Linked DNA regions of Mus musculus: region 1 is linked to region 2. A link is a loop called in an ENCODE intact Hi-C map of the cell type or tissue named here. Cell type or tissue: gastrocnemius. All regions are shown on one strand. Links, peaks and the distances in the headings refer to the core of each region. The heading gives the core; the rest is flanking DNA.

The links. A loop is a pair of places that touch in the nucleus more often than their neighbours do. Peaks named below come from ENCODE experiments on the same cell type or tissue, not always from the same donor. Only the 100,000 strongest peaks of a DNase experiment are listed, where the experiment ranks them.
Region 1: a loop joins it to region 2, with 4 times the contacts of the local background. A loop is called at or near these places in 26 of 42 quality-filtered maps.

Annotation. Positions count from the first base shown.
Region 1 is chr15:91,753,209-91,756,023 of GRCm38, reverse strand. It overlaps Lrrk2 (leucine-rich repeat kinase 2), which reads right to left. Exons shown (of 51, transcript NM_025730.3): 32 at 33-234. Among named protein-coding and RNA genes, the nearest start is that of Lrrk2, 81 kb to the right of the region's middle. In gastrocnemius, for the core only: a CTCF peak has its summit at 1,229 (motif pointing right); DNase peaks (open chromatin) are centred at 1,234 and 2,445; H3K4me3 peaks cover 274 bases.
Region 2 is chr15:91,476,670-91,479,484 of GRCm38, reverse strand. The region is part of intron 3 of Slc2a13 (solute carrier family 2 (facilitated glucose transporter), member 13); the gene reads left to right. Among named protein-coding and RNA genes, the nearest start is that of Slc2a13, 95 kb to the left of the region's middle. In gastrocnemius, for the core only: a CTCF peak has its summit at 1,507 (motif pointing left); a DNase peak (open chromatin) is centred at 1,516.

The DNA.
Region 1 (2,815 bases), core at 98-2,597, 280 kb before region 2:
TGGAGACCAGAACCCAGGGTGAGCATACGAACCCGACTCATTTAGGAAGTGAACGGCGTGTGGGAGCTCGTTCTCATCCAGCTGCAGCTGATGTTCGTTCACGAGCTGTAACAGGTGTTTCCGGTTAATCACAGGAAACTCAGTCGGCACAGCTTTCCGCTCTGATAAAATGATTTTCTCCAGTTCTACGTAGCAATCTGGAATTAGCTGCCCAACCACAGGCTGATCTCGGATCTATGAAATTACAAATGACAAGGTGTTAAAAAAAAACTATTTAAATCACAGATAGGTTATATGGTAAATTCAGCCAAAACAGTTTTTATGCGGTGCACATGGTTTGCTTTTTTTTTTTTTAATAAAATTTAAATATGATACATGATGTGAAACCTATCTAAATGGTAGTGAACAGAAGATGAAATTAAAGTAAGAAATTTATGGACATAGAGTCAATTTGGAGGGGAAAATCTGTGAATAAAATAGCATGGAAATAATTATCTAGTAATACAAAAATTCTATTTCAGAAATAAAGGCAAATAACTAACCAAGAATGAATGATCTCATTTTGTAATACACTGAGTTAATATGCAAAGCACCGGGGTGGGGGTAAGATATAAGTCTATTATGAAAGCTTGGGATATTTCTTTCTGAGATAAAAATATAACCACAAGTATTGGACTACCGAACTGTAGACATCAAGAGTTAGAACTGGAAACACAACATCTCCTCACCAAGTTGTTTTTTCATGGAATTTGAAACTCTGGAAAATGCGATTTATTTAGCTGCTGACGATCCCAACCTGACAAAAAGCCCACTGTCTGCAGCAGTCGATGAGAGACAGAGAGCGATATTTTTCAGTGAGGGTCTTGAGATAATAGTTTCTATAACAGATATCTTTTTTAGGCTTTTTTTCCTCACATGAAAAGTCTAGTTTTAGAGAGAAATGCAACTCTTGATTCTAGCTGCATATGTATCAAAAGATGGCCTAGTTGGCTATCACTGGAAAGAGAGGCCCATTGGACTTGCAAACTTTATATGCCCCAGTACAGGGGAACGCCAGGGCCAAAAAGTGGGGGTGGGTGGGTAGGGGAGTGGGGGGGAGGGTATGGGGGACTTTTGGTATAGCATTGGAAATGTAAATGAGGACAATACCTAATTATATATATATATAAAAGAAAGAAAGAATAAGAAGAAAAAGATAGCAGCCAAATAACTAACTCAGACCACCACCAGGGGGCAACCGACCTCCATTAGTTCCACCCATCAGAATTTCTACTTGAATTCTTAGGCTCTAAAACCTGTCTTTCCGTGACACATAAACACAAAACTGTCTCTCTCTCTCTCTCCTCCCTAATTGCACCAAGAACTTTGTTTCCAGCATCCAGAACTATTGCTTCCATATTTTTCGACAAACAGTCATTCAGGAATATATGACCCTTGTGCCAAAAAAAACAGTCTATAATCCTACTAACTATCATGCTTTTCGTCATTTCTCACAAATTAAGACGACATAAAACTTCAATTTCAAGATTATGTTTTAAGTTTAGGAAGGAAACTGACCTACAGAAACAAGTGAATGTCCCACAGGAAGCAAATCAAGCGGGGGGGGGGGGGGGGGGAGTACTGAAGGGCGGGTACCAGGCAGCAAAAAAGATGGCTGCTCAGGCAATGGGCTGGAGAGAATCGAAAGGGAAGCAGTTCAAACCGACTGCGTTGTTGACCTTTCTCCTTTCGCCTGGTAACGGACTCATTTCTGGGCCGATGTAAGGAAGAAAAGCAAAACCCCTTCTAAAGAGCATAGGTTTATGTTTATAAATACAAGGAAAGATTGGGAGAGAGTTAAGTTGGAAGGAAAAGACAAATGAGATGGGGCTGGGTGCTCTCTAATAGACTCAAAGCTGCTCCTTGAAGAAGGGTTGCAAGCGTCACCCAGAAACAAGGTCCCAGATAGGTGGGCTGACGCGCCTCTCTCAGAAAGAACCAGCGAAGCAAGCCAGCGCATGCTCAAACCAGCATGCCAGAATGAGGAAGCCGTTAGCACCACCCATTCCTTTTTAATAATACTGCCATTCTAGGAAGCATGTTTTTCTCCTCTGTATGGAGTTGCTTGAAAGGCTCTTATGTACATAGAAGGAATCTGGCCTTACTGATTGACAGGGATAATAACTTGCAGCTGTCTCAGCGGAGTTTGAACCTGGATTACTGACTGGGTCACCTCCCTACAGCAGCAACAGCCCACACCACAGACCCAAGCATCTCTCTTACAGGCTTGCTTCAACCAAATTCAGGCTTTTACAAAACAAATTCGCCTTCTGAAATGGACTTTTAAATACCAGCCCCTGGGGCACTACAGAGACAAACCCATCCACAGATGGCCCATTTCTGAGACGACCAGAATCTGTGAGAGTGTGACAGAGCTGAGCTGACAGGGCAGGGCGCTGCAGTGCACAGCGGGAGTTTATCATTCAACATCCAAATTGGAGCTGTTCTGAGAGTGCGCGCCTGTGGCCCAGTAAGTAATTTCTCTGGGATATGCAAACCTAACAGGGCTCTGGTTACATCCTGATATCTCCAGAGCCAACAGAGAGACAATCATTGTGTTTGCCATGCTGAAGTACCCAGAGCGTTCTCTAGAAATCTCAACCGTATTCCCTTCCTGTGAACTCTAGAAAGGAGCACTCTTCCTAGTGACCCATGTATTAATATTTTCCTAAACATGGGGTTTATCAAAGAGATTGTCAGGAATTTAAAACACAAGTCTCGGGATGAAACTTAGCTTATACGAATTCGGTAATTATTTATAGATTGCTGAAAACCA
Region 2 (2,815 bases), core at 162-2,661:
TGACACCTTCCGGTGTGACGTCTGCCCTGTGAATCTTTAGGGGAGAAAGTAGAGAACGGTTTTCTTAGGTTTTGTGGTCTGTTCCGGGGACAATAGAAGAAGAAAATCTCAGAGAGCTCCCTGCAACGGCCCTTGTCTCCAACACCGTTTCGTCATGCTTTCGATTGGCTGCGATGGGTGAATGGAAGGCTACTCTATAATTAGAGCATGCATACCACCCTAGGAAAGGCATTGATTAGCCTGATGCCACGTAACCCCAGGAGCAGGTTTAGCATCAACATGAAGCAACAGCATGGTCACATCAGCTAGTACACAGAGTCCAAGGCACGCAAGATAGCCCCACGTCTGCTGATCACCACCGACAACGTGAAACTCTCTCGAGCTCCTTAAGGAGAATGTGTGCCAGTGCTCCTTATTTTATGTCAGGCATGCACTCCGCTGCCATCTACCTCAGACCTCCTCTCTCTTCCTCCCCTCCTTCCTTCTTTGAGATTAAAAAATAATAATGTTTATTACTTTATTTGTCTGTCCTACCTACAATATGTTCTCTATGCAGGCAGACAGTTACCATATCTGTAGAATATAAGGTATATGTAGACTTGCTGTGTGTTATAGCTGCAGGGTAAGGCTTGGTTCCCAGTTTCTCTGAACCCTATGTGGCAGAGTGTGAGAGACATCAGGCTGGCGGTTTTATACCCATGGTGCTTATGGTTTATCTCCATTCCTTGGTGACCTGCACCAGTGTGAAATGGGCGGTGGTTTTGATTTTGGCGTGCACGATGACGTAGGTAGGAAAACATCTGTATTACTGAAACTCATGAATGAAAACTCGTTTCAGCACAGTCATCTTTCCCTCCTTTACTGTGTCTACAATGTCTTTTCATCTTTTAACTGAGATTAAATTTTTTTTTTCCTCTGCTGGAATTGAACCCAGGGCCTCACATCCATTGCTAAGTCCAGGCTCTATGCTGAGCTATGATTCCCTGTATTGAAACTCCTAAGAAACAGCAAACTAGGCCAAGGTTATGGAAGCGGGGCATGTTTTACCTCAACATTTTCTATTTCAGAATTGACTTTTTATGCTAACTGGTTTTTCTTTTTGTTTTGATTTGCCATTACTATTATCTGTTTATTAAATTACAGACTTACTTGGTCTTGGAAATTGGAAGCTCTCTGAATGCTTCACAGATACATAATGTCAATGGTCTTATGCTGTTGCTTTTCTCAGCTTGTTTCATAAATGGCAGTGAACACAGCATTTGTTAAAAAGTCCATTATGAACAGGAGGCCTGTGTTTTAATTTGGCCTTTGGACCCGATAACTTCGTTCCCAGTCTGGGATGTTAGCAGATGACTTTTGTGAATTTCATAGAAAGCAATAAAGATTCATGATAGACCTAAAGAAATCCCACGAGCCTGAACTCATAGAAGAATCCCCAAAGTTTACTAACAACCAAAAGTTCCTGGTAGCCATACTCAAGTGGATCTTAACTAGGAGCAACGTTGCCCCCTAGTGGACACTTAGCAATGTTTGGAGCCCTTTTTTGGCTGTCCCTTGTCAGGAAAGGGCATTGTTGTAATCTTCTGGGTAAGGTTGCAAATGTGCCAAACAGCCCACAACTAAGAACTTCCCTCCGCAGAATGCCAATGATGGCACAGCCAGTAACTGCCTCCCTCACTCTCTGCTTCCTACCTGTAGATGCGGTGTGACCAAGTGGTCTCCCATTCCCAACACAAATGAAAGTTTCACTGCCATGGAAGACTGCATTATCCCCTCTCTTTTAGGGTAAAAACAGAATAAACCTTCGTGTGCATGTGTGTGCAGTGTGGTGTGTGTGTGTGTGTGTGTGTGTGTGGGTGTGTGTGTGTGTGTAAACAAAACAAAGAAGTAGAAAAAGTACAAATTGGATATCCAAAATAATTCGAAGTCTAAAATGCTTCAAAATGCAAGCTTGCATTGTTTATATTTTATTGGGTTACATAAGGCAATTTTCACGAAAGTTCAAGACTATACTAAATGGGTTCCCTCCCATTTCTCGACCTTCCCCTTTCCATTCATTTCCTTTGTTTCCTTGGTCAGTTTTGTCTCTACTGTCAATGCCATCTATATAGCTGTGGTTTTGTGAGTTTAGAGTAAACACAAGAACCCACAAATGAGAGAAGATATCCAGTATTTGTCAGTGTGAGGCTAACTCAACTTTACTTGATGTAATTTTCTCTGGTTGCCCTTGTTTTCCTTCAAACAGTGTAAAATTATATTCCTTGATGGCTGAAAAAAAATTCGTTATGTGTATAGACTACCTTTTCTCTATCCCGGCCTCTGTGCTTAGATATCAAGGTTGGTTCCTTTTGTGCCTTGGGTCACTTATATATACTAACATATCATTTGCAAATAATGATATTTTTACTTTTTCCTTTCCAATTTGTATCCCATTGATCTTTTGTTGTCAAATTGCTCTGGCTAAAACTTCAAGTACTATATTGAATAGACAGGGAGAAAGTGGGCAGCCTTGTCTAGTCCCTGATTTTAGTGGGATTGCTTCAAATTTCTCTCCATTTAGTTTGATGTTGGCTACTGGTTTGCTATATATTGCTTTTATTATGTTTAGGTATGGGCCTTGAATTCCTGATCTTTCCAAGACTTTTATCATGAATGGGTGTTGGATTTTGTCAAATGTTTTTTCTGCATCTAACGAGATGATCATGTAGTTTTTGTCTTTGAGTTTGTTTATATAGTTGATTACATTGATGGATTTCTGTTTATTAAACCATCCCTGCATCCCTGGGATGAAGTCTACTTGATCATGATGGATGAT